Linked DNA regions of Homo sapiens: all the other regions are linked to region 3. The links are chromatin contacts, found by Hi-C or POLR2A ChIA-PET in ENCODE. All regions are on one chromosome and are shown on one strand. Each heading gives the region's core, a stretch centred on a gene start or an enhancer-like site at or near the end of the contact. The rest is flanking DNA. Distances are from core to core; before and after follow the strand shown. Region 1 has its middle 19 kb from the start of CYP1B1. Region 2 overlaps LINC02613 (long intergenic non-protein coding RNA 2613). Region 3 has its middle 120 kb from the start of ATL2.

Region 1 (4,212 bases), core at 57-2,556, 170 kb after region 3:
GATATATTGAATACAAAACCAAAAATAACAGCATGAAGTCAATGGAATAATAGTGTGAAGTGCTCAAGGGAGCCCAGAAGAGAAAACTGTCCCATAATGGAAAGAGGAGGGTAAAAGGAAGGGAGTTTCACAGCAGACAAGGAGAAGGGGCATTTTTGGCTGAGGAAACAGCCTTGAAATGTAGGCTATACTTAGAGACCATTTAGCAGTCTGGCGTGGCTAGGGGGGAAATTTGATAATTCCATGGGGAATGAGACAGACACAGAATGTCTACCCCAAATCCTACCATCTGGGGGCCTAGAATCCTTCTTTGCTTCATGTCAGTAAGGCCAAGAAAAGTACTTTTAAAGAAGAATTTTAAAAGATTTGCATGGCTAGTGAAATCTTTGGGATTGTAGGAAGAAATCACAATAATAATTAAAATTATTATAACTATTATTTTGTCAAACTCCAAGTGATTTAAGACATACATAGTATTTTATAGCTGAAGGAACTTCAAAGACCATTTCATCCAGCCTGCTTATTTTACAGATGAGGAAATTGAGGCCCAGAGAAAAGTTCCTTGCTGCAAATCCACTGCTAGTTGGGAACAAAGCTAGGCTGGAGCACAGATCTCTTGCTTCCTAAGCCAGATCGCTTGCCACGAAAATGTGCCAATCTGTGCACCCCCACTACCGATTTGTCCTGTTTCTCAGAGAAGAAAAAACAATGGTTAGAGTTTAAGAGGTTTCCCTGAAGTCACCCAACTCCTGGTGGCTCAGATGGGACTCAAACCCGGGATGTTGGGGACATGTAGCCAACACTCTCCTGTAAACATTCTTACTAAAACTAAACCCATTCACGAGGGATGAAGTGTGAGACAGAAGAGTGAGTGTGGTGATTAGAGCCCCCCAACCCACGTATCTCCAGTCATGACCTGAGTAAGAAATACAGGGGCTGAAAGAGGTCTGCTTTGCCTCAGCTACCACCAGCCTAACCACGCACGGCTAAGCCTCAAGGAGTTCTCCTTCTTCACTAAGGGCTTAGCTGCAATGTGGTTTAAATTAGACATTTCTTGCCTGAGTAGAACAAATCACTTAGGTTATACGCTGACAAAAAAGGAACAGTCTGCATGCTTGGAAAGCTTAGGGGGAATTAAATTATGTGCTGTCACTTCAGAGTTGTTCCTCTGTCCTGTACACCACCACCTCTCAATTGCCTGCAGGAGCTGCAGGGCCTTGCGTGCAAGCTGTGCCATAACCCAAGGCTTAACATAAACTTCGGGCTCTCAGGTCATTGGGAAATAACAGGTATATCCGGTTGTGCCTTTTGTGCTTGTCTGCACGCAAATTAAAAGCTCGTGCTATGCTGAACTCCTTGGAGCCTCTGGTTACAGAGAAGGGAGGATGCCTTAGAATGGAATTTTCACACAATTGTCCTGTTTGTTTTTCCAGGGAATTGGGTGATAGTGTGTGTTTGTAAGAAGTTCACACCTCTGGGAGGCTGAGCTCAGAAGGGGCGGGATGTGGAGGTGGCCATGTGCCAGGCGACCCTCTAGGGAGCAGGGCTCCAAAGGACCCCACGTCTGAACTTTGAAGGGACGGTAGTGCTTACGGGGGCGGCGGGGAAGGGCGGGGTTTGCGCAGATCTCAGACTTCCTGGCTAGTAGCAACAATGCCAAGTGCAGAGCTAGGTGGGGAGGGGTGCAGGAAGGGATCTGAAAGCTTGGGGGCCATGTACTCAGGCTGTCACCTCCCTAAGGGAGGCTCCTCACCTCCCTAAGTTTTGTGATGCCCCCACTACAGTTCAGCCCTGAACCCTCCAGATGGCTGATTGGAGTAGGAATGAAGCGTCCACTCCGTCTTCATGTTTCTTCCCATGGGACACAATAATATTCCCTTCGCTGTGACTACAGCCTCCCCCCAGTTAAGTAGGAGAAATCTATGCCTACTGCACTCCAACTGTGAGATTTCCTCTGGCAGGAGTTTGCCTAGCTGGTGCAGCTGGGAAGCAGCAGAGAGTTTTTGCAGCCCGGCGGAACTGAATTCAAATTTCAGCTCAACCAACATAGTGTGTGTGACCTTGATTGATAATTCCAACTCTTCCTGCCTTGCTTTATTTGTCTGTAAAAAAGGGATGAGGGCAATGGTTATCTCAAAGGGTTGGCTGTGTGGGATTAATGAAATGATTTCTGTCAAGTGCTTGGCACATTGCCTGGCTCAAAATGCTCCATATATGGCAGTTCTTACATATATGACAGTACATTATTATTGTTACCATTGGTTTAATTGGCAGAGCTGCGATCCAAAAATTTCAGACTGTGGCTCGATCCTGGGCTTCGATTTCAGGCTGTGGCTAAGAAGCCCTCCTGGCTTCACACCTAACCAGGATCCACATGCCTCTTCCACTGAGCTGGGCTCTCCCAGCTTCCTGACTCAGGCACTACCTCGTCTCCGGGCCGCAGGGGTTTGGGCATCATTCTGTCTGCCTCTTCTTCCTCCTCCTTCCTGGGGCTAAGGTACATCATCTGGGCAGGTAGCTGTCTTGGGAAGATGACATCTTTCTAGCCAGACACCTGGTGGTGGCAACTCTGCAATAGTTTAGAGGGTTGCAGTGGTGTTTCAATGCGCCCACACTTGTCTCAGGGCTATTCTCTTAAAATCAGTAACTGGGACATTATTTTTTCTGAAATCCACCGCACCCTCACCTACTTCCTACGCCAAGACAATAGCCCATTTAGATTTTTCTTGGATGAAGAGACATTCACACACACACACACACACACACACACACACACACACACAAACAAAAAACACACTTTTTTTTTTTTTTTTGAGACGGAGTCTGGCTCTTTCGCCCAGGCCGGACTGCAGTGGCGCTCTCTCGGCTCACTGCAAGCTCCGCCTCCGGGGTTCACGCCATTCTCCTGCCTCAGCCTCCTGAGTAGCTGGGATTACAGGCGCCCGCCACAACACCAGGCTAATTTTTTGTATTTTTTAGTAGAGACGGGGTTTCACCGTGTTAGCCAAGATGGTCTCGATCTCCTGACCTCGTGATCCACCCGCCTCGGCCTCCCAAAGTGCTGGGATTACAGGCGTGAGCCACCGCGCCCGGCCCAAAAAACACACTCTTAAGTTTAGACAATGGTTCTCAAAGTGTGGTCCAGGCACCCCGTCGGGATGGCCCCTGAGACCCTTTCCAGGAAACCCACAAGGTTACAGCTGTGGGAATAAAACATTATTTGCATTTCTAACTCTCATTCTCTTACAAATTTACTGGGGGGTCTTTCTGCAGAAACAGATGTGAGTCACCTGCTATCTTCTGTTAAGTCATAAATTAAAGAGATTTGTAACAATATTTTTTAAAACTGCCCACTCTGACTAAATATTTGTAATTTTGGAAACTAGTTATTTTCCATAAAATGTTATTTATGTTAACATGTATTAGGTTTATTATTTTTAATGAACTAACAAATATTTTATAAGTTTTTCAGCTTTAATTTCTAGAATTATAAATATTGATAGATACTTAGCTAAACAATAGTTCTTTGGACTCTACAATATTTTTTAAGACTTTGAAGAGGTTCTGAAAACAAAACATTTGAGAAACATTGAGCTAAGATTTTGGCACTGGGGCCTATGAAATCATTGCTTTTGCTCACTTACTTCTAAATAAAACCATCATTTCTGAGGATTGGAATAGTGTGAATTTTATGGTAATTTCAATATAATGGGTTTGAGTGTAGCAGATCTAGTCATGAAGCCCATGTGGAGGCTGCATGCCAACTCTCTGCATGTTCCAGCCACTGTGTTAAAGGAAGATTTTCTAAGCCATCCCAAGATTTGATTGTAAATTGTGGAGATTAAATTGCTGGGCAGATACCAAGGATATTCTGCAAGGGGAGGGGAGGAAGAGGGTGTGAGTTGCATCAGGCTCTGGCAACAAGATGGCTTTGCTTGTTGTGGTCTTGGGCTCCTGGAGGGAGTCAGCTCACAGGGCAGGAGAAGGCAGTGGGGTGGCCCAGGTCCCTAATAGGCATAACAGTACTAGAGACCTCTACAGTTACTGTAGTTAGAGGGGTGGGGCTTCTGTAAGACTTAGGATGATACGCAGTGAGTCAACAAATGTGTACTGGTGTGGTATAGATGGGCTTTGGTGCCTGCAGACCTGAATTCAAATCCTGACCCCTCTCACTTGCAACCTCTGTGACATTTGGCAAATAGTTTACTGTCT
Region 2 (4,235 bases), core at 1,203-3,702, 200 kb before region 3:
GGGATCGGAGGTCAGGAACCAGTGACGTTCTGGACACACCCATTATTTTCAACTGGTTGGTACCAGGTTGGGCCAGTAGGACCTGCAAATACTCCAGTTGTGGAAGTTAACAGAGTGTCCTCTCTAGGCGCTTTAATTGCCACCTTCATAACAGCCTTGAAAAATTCCACCCGCCCCCCAACCTTTTAAATTTCTTTTCTTTTCTTTTTTGTCTTTTGAAACGGAGTCTCACTCTGTTGCCCAGGCTGAAGTGCAGTGGTGCAATCTCAGCTCACTGCAGCCTCCACTTCCCGGGTCCAAGCGATTCACCTGTCTCAGCCTCCCAAGTAGCTGGGACTACAGGCACGTGCCACCATGCCTGGCTAATTTTTATATTTTTAGTAGAGACGGAGTTTCACCATGTTGTCCGGGCTGGTCTCGAACTCCTGGCCTTAAGTGATCCGCCCATCCCGGCCTCCCAAAGTGCTAGGATTACAGGCATGAACCACCGCACCCGGTCCCTACCTTTTAAATGTCATAGAACTTTTCTGAATCTGCAATTACCTTGTTTTTTTTCCTTTGGTCCAAGGGTCAGCCAATTTTAAAAATTTTTTTTTCTGTAAAGAGCCAGATAGTAAGTACTTTTGGCCTTGGGGGCCATATGGTCTCTGTTACAACTGCTCAGCTCTGCCACTGTGGTCTGGAAGCAGCCATTGACAATGCATAGACTAACGAATGTGACTGTATTCAAATAACAGATGATTTATGGACTCTGACACTGGAATTTTATATACATTTTCACAAATTACAAAACATTCTTTTTGATTTTTTTCACAAATCCAAAAATATGAAAAACATTTTTAACTTGTTGGGTGCAGAGACAGTCCCTGGCCGTAGTTTACCAATCCCTGAGGGTCAGGAAGGGCTCATAGTTGTGTTGCTAGTGCCTAGCACAATGTCCGACATACAGTAGGTGCTCAGCAGATATTTGTTGGAGGTGTGAACTGCACTTTACATACAAGGAGACCACAGCTCAGGAGGTTAATCAGCTCTCTGAAATGTGGAGTTAGAACTCACACTTTCATGGTTTGCAATACTTTGGAAAGTGAAGTGGTTGGCAGCTCTTCCAGCTGCGAGTCCTCCACTCCTTCTACCAAATCACAGCTTTGGCCTTCCCAGAAAAAAATATTGTCATATGGAATTTCACAGAATTGGGGGCCGGGCGTGGTGACTCATGCCTGTAATCCCAGCACTTTGGGAGGCCGAGGCAGGTGAATCTCTTGAGGTCAGGAGTTCGAGACCAGCCTGGCCAACATGGTGAAATCCCGTCTCTACTAAAAATACAAAATTTAGCCAGGCGTGGGGGTGTGCACCTGTAATCCCAGGTACTTGGGAGGCTGAGGCAGGAGAATTGCTTGAACCCATGAGGCGGAGGTTGGAGTAAGCTGAGATCACGCCACTGCACTCCAGCCTGGGCAACAGAGCCAGACTCCGTCTCAAAAAAAAAAAAAAAAAAAAAAAAGAATTGGGGATTGAGAACTGCTTTTGAGCAATAAATCAACCAGTGAGGTAGACTCTTGTGGTATCACCTTTCAACATGGTCAAGCTATGGAAACGTGATTTTAATTTCTCAGGTTTTTTGTTTGTTTGTTTTTGTTTTTGTTTTTAATCTGCCAGATGGAGACCATGCCATTGCTAGTCTACCTTGAAAGACAGATGTGAAGAATGAAGTCAGGGGCTTTGCAGGTATTAAAAAGTTTCCATGAGGGCTGAATCATATGCATATTGTTCATTTGAGCATTTTCTTTATAATCAAAATTTGTTTGTTTTTAAAAAAACAACCACCAATGGTTTTGTGTGAGCTAGGGGCTACATAAGACCTAAAAAATTCCTGCTTTTGGTAAAAGCAAAAATTAGATCTACTCTAGAAGGCAATCTGACCTTAAAAACATCCAGGTCCCTGGTTGGAAAAACAGGTTCTTTTTCAAAGTCAGTCCTTGCAAGTCTGTATCTCCACCCTCATTTCTGTCAACTCCTACACTTGGTTTCAGCTTAAGTCTCTGTTGGTTGCTACGCTTTTTTTCCCATCTCCCATGACTCACTCCCAGGCTGTGTTCTCACTTGGCCTCAAGCCTGCTCTGCTCCTCAGGCGGTGAGGTTGACCACAAACCATATAGCATTCTAGGAGGTGAATATGTGAACTCCTCTGGAATCTGCACCTGTGTTTCTTCCTCAGCTTTAAGTTACAATGGCTTCCTACACTGAAGCCTCTCTTGGGGCCTTGGCCATCAGCTAGGCACCACCATGATGCCTCCTAACGGGCCCTTGGGTGCTTTTCTGACAAGCAACAGAACTGGAGACTGAGGTGAGGCGCTCTCGCCCCCGCACTTCCCACTGTTCCAGAAGTTTGCCCAGCCCAAGGGTGTGGTGTGGCAGGTGCTGGGCAGTGGATGACACTCCCTTCGGAAGGCCTCATATCTGATGTGTTTTGATTGTTCTGATCCTAGGAAGCATAGTTAATATCAACACATTCTTCCCCCTCCCCCTGGCCATGCCCTGGCTCCAATTTTTTTTTTTTTTTTTTTTTTTTTATTTTTGAGACAGAGTCTCACTCTGTCACCAGGCTGGAGTGCAGTGGTGCAATCTCGGCTCACTGCAACCTCTGCCTCCTAGGTTCAAGCGATTCTCCTGCCTCAGCCTCCTGAGTAGCTGGGACTACAGGCACGCACCACCATGCCTGGCTAATTTTTGTCAGCCTCCCAAAGTGCTGGGATTATAGGTATGAGCCACTGCTCCAGGCCCCAATTTTTAAAAAGTAATATACACTCAGTGTGGAAAGTTTGAAAATATCAATAAGCAAAATGCAAATAAAACCCACCTCTAGAAATAAACACTATTAGACATTTTAGAATATATCCTTTGAGTCATTTTATATTCATAATTTTCTAAATATATTGCATCATGTTGCAATGCTGCTTTGCCACCTGGTTTATGTTTTTACTTAATACATTATGAGCACATTCCCATGTCATGAAGTATCTTTTTATAATTTTTTTATTGCTATACTGGGTTCTATGATAAGTGTGAGCACAGTGTATTTAGTAAACACCGCTTGTTGGATATTTAGCTTGTTTCTGGTTTTCCATGCCAAGATAAACATCCTTAATTATAAATTAATTATAAATGCTTTTATGCATCTCTTGCTGCTTCCTCAGGTTACATTTCTAGAAGTGGAGTTAATTAGGTCAAAGGCTCTGCACATTTTTAAAGGTCATATTGCCTTCCAGAGATGATCCAATTTTTGCTTCTACCAATAGTGCAAAATGTCCCTGTTCCCCAACACTTGCCAACATATTATTGCATATTAATAAGAGGGAGTCTCACTCTGTCACCTAGGCTAGAGTGCAGTGGCTTGATCTCAGCTCACTGCAACCTCCGCCTACCAGTTCAAGCGATTCTCCTACCTCAGACCCCCAAGTAGCTGGGATTACAGGTGCACTTCACCATGCCTGGCTAATTTTTGTATTTTTAGTTGAGACAGGGTCTCGCCATGTTGGCCAAGCTGGTCTTGAACTCCTGACCTCAAATGATCCATCCATCTGAGGCGTGATTACAGGGTGTGAGCCACCATGCCTGGCCAGTATATTTAATAACTTTTGATTGGTAAAAAACATTACTGTTTGAAAGCTGATGAGTGAGGCTGAATTTTTCAATGTGTTTTTTAGCCATTTGTATTTCTTTTGTGATTTATCCTTTGTGAGCATAATTATTTGCTTCTTCCTTCCTCAAATGTATTTATTGTTAGATAGCTCTCAGTTTCAAATTTTGACTCTAGCAATAACTAGCTTTGTGACCTTGGAAAAATCACGCCATTGAACCTCAGTTTTATGATCAATGAATTAGAATAATAATCCCTATTGAATAGAGTTGCTCTCAGGGTTTAATGAGATAGCATATGTAAAGCAATTTCCACTATCTCTGGCACACGGGAGGTGTTCAGTAAATGCTAATTTTTCCCCTTCCCCTACCATGGGCAAGGTGCCCATGGAACACACAAATGTGAAAGATACTCTGTTTGTCTTCAGGGAACACACAATCCAATAGAGACCATAAAATATACACAAATATTTGACATAGGCTTTATAAGATGGGTAGCATTTTGACAAGGTGGGAAGAATTCCAGAGAGAGAGAGTGGCAGAGGTGTGTTTGGGGAGTGGCAAGTAGATTAAGTTGACCACAGTGGAGAGTTCATACA
Region 3 (4,148 bases), core at 356-2,855:
GATTGGAAGCTTCCTGACGCCTCCCTGGAAGCAGATGCTACCATGCTTTCTGTACAGCCTGCAGAACCATAAGCCCATTAAACCTCTTTTCTTTATAAATTGCCCAGTCTCAGGTATTTCTTTATAGCAATGTGAGAACAAACTCATACAGGTTTCAGCCACTCTCAAGAAAGAATAATCTAACTGATGGACTCATCAATGTGCCTGTTTTCTCTGGTTTTCAGTAAACACCATTCCCAGATGGGCAAGAGAAGTTCTGCTGCTGGTCTGGCACTGCTGGCTTCAGAGGCACTGCTGTACCCATGTTTGGGCTCAGAGATGTCAGAGGCCTCTGCTTGTCAGGAATGAAAGGGAGCTAAGGCAGAAGAGTAAAATGATGAAAACATCATGGCCAGATAGAAGCAAAACCAGAGAGCAGAAGTGTGGATTGTTCTTTCTGGGTTTTTATAGGTTTTGCCTGTTTGACTTTCCAATAAGGTTCTTTTGAAGAAAGGGTTGGGCAGCTAAAACAGTTTTTTATTCACTGGCTTAGAAGACCATTAGTTGCCTCCCCCAGTCTAAAATCCTTTATTATTCCACTTTCTTGGTCACCTGGCCTTTGCTGTGTTCACGGGAGGGACTGGCTCAGGCCAAGAATGTGGAGGGGGAGGGGGCAGGGAGGTGATCATGTGGATTGGAAATGGGACTAAGCTTACACCGAAAACTCACAGTGGCCTCAATTCCGTGTCCCCACTTCTGCAGGCCCCTGCTGAGATAAGCCTGGGAATAAGTCAGCTCTGGCGGAGTTTCCGCCTCAGCTGGCCACCCGGTCCTCGCTCTCAGTCTTTGATGCTCCATTGCAGTCAGAAGGGTATGTGTGGGCATGCAGGTGGTCTGCGGGTCTCAGTCCAGCAGGAAAGCAGCTGTTTGCCAAGCACAGGTGCTCTGAGGCCTAGGGGATCTGAAGAGCCTGCTGTGAGTGTGGTCAGATGTCAGGTCAGAGGCAGAGGTGGGAAAAACAGAGGAGAAGCACGTGGGGAAGGAGAATAATGAGTTCCTTCATGACTCTAAAGGCTCTCAGAGTCTGATTTTCAATTATAAATAATCCCAGGATCTGTTCAGAGCTCAACAACAGCCCCTAGTGCCCTGCAGCTGGGCAGAGCAGTCCACGTGGCTTTTTGGATCTTACGTGTGTGACAGCCTCCCGGTTCACAGCCTTTTGAAGTTGATGGAAGAGGCGTTCTGGAAACACAACTGAAAGACGTTTGTCAAACTGAAATCAAAGTTACAACCACATTTGTTTTCTGGGTTTTTGTGCAGATATGTTAACAAGGAATGTTGTGCTTGCAGTGGAGAACATCTGTTTTAGACAGCAATTATTTACTGAGCATCTAATGTGTGCCGGCATACCAGTCCAGCACCAGGTATTTGGGTAGAAGAGGAGGCCTGGAGAAAGAGTCATTGTCCCTGATTTTCATTTTAGTGGGGGAGGCAAGCACTATGATACTATGCTAGAATACAGGCCCTGCCGAAGTGCTCCAGAACCAGCCTCAGAGCAATGAGGAAGGATTTGAGGGCTTGCATGTGAGTTGGCTCTCGCAAGAGCAGAACTGGACAGGAGGACTGAATTCTGAGTCCTGGCGACAAAATTCAGGAAGCAAATGAGAATCCAGAAGTCCAGCACATAAGAGCCAGTGGAAGGGAAGAATCCAGCCGAGGCAGAGGTCTGTGGGGAGGGCCGTGCGTGAGCGGGTGGATCCAGCAAGGCCCACAGATCAGCAAGGAAGCCAGAGAGTGGGACGTTTTTGGTAAAACCCGCTGCTGGTGATGGCCTGGAAAGATGTTTTCTGAGAAAGCTTGGGCAGCTTGAATGCTGGGAGAGGGTGTGGTGGTCCCTGGGGCAGGAGACCCTTCTTTCTGACTCTGTAACCACAGCCCCGGTCTGCTTCATCACTCCGTGGGCAGTGATGGTCTGTGCCCAAAACGCTGTGATTCGAAAAGAGATAATTTGCAGGCAACATGAAGAAGTCCCAAAAAAGACAGTATTAGAAGAAAATGTCCTTCAAGAGTTTTAATGTAGGTGGAGAGAAGGCAGGATGGAATTCAAAATCATGTTTTGAAAGGACATGGTGTCCTTTCAAAGCTCCAAGCGTTGCTTTGCTGTGCTCTGGGCATGCCTTGGGCTGGATGGGAAGAAAAGTGAAAATAAAGTGTGTGTGCATACATGCATGTGCACGTGTGTGTGTGTGTGTGTGTGTGTGGTGTTTTCTAAAATATCAGAGGACAGGATGTCTGACAAAAGACTCTTGTTAAATGTGTTGTTGAATTAAGTTGCCTTGGAAAGAATTTCTAAAAAAGCTTTCAGAATCAACACTTCTCAGTTTCTCAGCAAGGATTTTGCCAGAGCAATAGAAAAAGACATTACATTGTTCCCAATTCAGTTCTAGCACTCTCTTTTTTTCCTTGCATACTGTCTTCACAGGAAGGAAAAAGTTGTCTAAGGGAGGAAGACTCAGGGCGTTGCATCGGGACTCCCCGTTCTCCTCTAAATCCTACCTCTTACGATTCTTTTCAACTCTTTTTCCAAACTTTTAAAGGCTTTGTGGACTTCTTAGAAACCGAAAGTTCCCAAGAATAGAATACGTGTCCACTGGAAGTCCCCGTAGGTGCCCAGGGCTGGCGGGACTCTCTTGGTGGTGTAGGACCTTGCTTGGATGTTGAATGTGTGGGAAGGACACCCACAGGGGGAAACCCAGGATGGTGGACGTGGGGCCAAAATATGCAGCAGCTGCAAAGGATCTGGGTACTTGGCTCTACTGCCCTCTAATGTGAGAGAAGCCCAGATCAACACGGGAGGGAGTGGGCGTTAGACAACCTGCAAAGAGACAGATCTGAGAGGTGCGGCTCCCCGTGGACTTAGTGTCTTTCAGTGAAACCACCGTTCACTCCTGAAGATCTGAAGATGGAGGAAGTTTTTCCCATCCTACTCTCCCCTTTTAATTTCCTAAGCAAAATATCATTTCATCTTTCTCAGTCCATCTTTTGTGTCTGATGAATGGATTGAGCTAGATAATCTCTAAGGTCTTTCCAGCACTAACCTCCTATGCAAGGTTGGCTGCATAATTTGCAGGGCCTGAAAATGCAAGGCCCTCCTTCGAAAATCAAGGAAAAATGATGTGAAAATTACTAAAACATAAAATTCCTTCCTTTCCTCTGTACTTTCCCTCTCGACTTGTCATGAAGTTTTTAAAATTTATTGTTGTTCTAAGAAAAGAAAAATTAAAATTTAATGATATTAGCATAAAATGGCAATTTTAAATGTAAATAGAAGAACATTTAAATTTTACGCAGAATCACTAAAATTATACAATTTATATTTCTCAGTTTGTACATTCATATATATTTTGTGTTTGCCAGAACAATGGAAATGCTATACAAAATGAGCTCAGATTGTTTTCATTTCATTTTTTTGTATGAGGACTTTCTACCAACAGTCTGTACCTTTGACTTACTGATGAGTAAAGAAAAACTGAGCTGGGTGCACAGGCTCACACCTGTAATCCCAGTGCTTTGGGAGGCTGAGAGGGGAGGATCACTTGAGGCCAGGAATTTGAGACAACCCTGGGCAACATAGTGAGACCCTATCTCCACAAAAAAATTAAAAATTAGCTTGGCGTGGTGGTGCAGGCCTGTAGTCTTAGCTACCCTGGAGGCTGAGCTGGGAGGATCGCTTGATCTCAGGAGTTCAAGACTGAGAGCCATGATTGCAACACTGCACTCCATCCTGGGCAACAGAGCAAGACCCTCTCTCTTTTTTGAAAGAAAAGGAAAGGAAAAAGAACAACTGAAGGGAAAAGGAACTATGAGTTGCCCCATTTCCCCCTGTCCTTCTGTGTCACCATTTTCACCGTAATTGGTTGGCTAATACAGGAAAATCACATGAGTAAGAAAGCAAAAAGCTGATACAGGAAAAAAAATCAACTGTTTCTGTAAAAAGTAATAAAAAAGGAGCCATCACAGGATCTTTAATATACAAAGATGTTACAAGAAGAAAGAAGGAAAGTAGTAGGAAAAACAAATATCAAATGAAGTGCAGACTCTAGAAGAATGTTGCAGCCCATGTCATAAAACTATGACATTAAAAAAGAATGAGGCCGGGCATGGTGGCA

Evidence for each region. A loop is a pair of places that touch in the nucleus more often than their neighbours do. ChIA-PET counts read pairs that join two places held with the same protein, here RNA polymerase II (POLR2A). Pooled maps may share reads with other maps.
Region 1: a loop to region 3 is called in a pooled map, with 2.6 times the contacts of the local background. The contact joins two enhancer-like sites. A Hi-C loop is called at or near these places in 1 of 168 maps with a recorded cell type or tissue (Caco-2), 1 of 37 single-sample maps with no recorded cell type and 8 of 50 pooled maps. POLR2A ChIA-PET finds 5 or more read pairs at or near these places in 4 of 52 experiments (BJ, HEK293, RWPE1 and 1 more).
Region 2: a loop to region 3 is called in a pooled map, with 13 times the contacts of the local background. The contact joins two enhancer-like sites. A Hi-C loop is called at or near these places in 6 of 50 pooled maps. POLR2A ChIA-PET finds 5 or more read pairs at or near these places in 3 of 52 experiments (Caco-2, H1 and activated T-cell).

What each region holds. Positions count from the first base shown.
Region 1 is chr2:38,093,470-38,097,681 of GRCh38, reverse strand. No RefSeq gene overlaps it. Among named protein-coding and RNA genes, the nearest start is that of CYP1B1, 19 kb to the right of the region's middle. Within about 2 kb of position 1,306, at least 13 of the 41 ENCODE cell types and tissues checked have a DNase peak (open chromatin) inside an H3K27ac peak, as active enhancers do.
Region 2 is chr2:38,460,393-38,464,627 of GRCh38, reverse strand. The region is part of intron 4 of LINC02613 (long intergenic non-protein coding RNA 2613); the gene reads left to right. Among named protein-coding and RNA genes, the nearest start is that of LINC01883, 31 kb to the right of the region's middle. Within about 2 kb of position 2,452, at least 11 of the 41 ENCODE cell types and tissues checked have a DNase peak (open chromatin) inside an H3K27ac peak, as active enhancers do.
Region 3 is chr2:38,259,233-38,263,380 of GRCh38, reverse strand. No RefSeq gene overlaps it. Among named protein-coding and RNA genes, the nearest start is that of ATL2, 120 kb to the left of the region's middle. Within about 2 kb of position 1,605, at least 3 of the 41 ENCODE cell types and tissues checked have a DNase peak (open chromatin) inside an H3K27ac peak, as active enhancers do.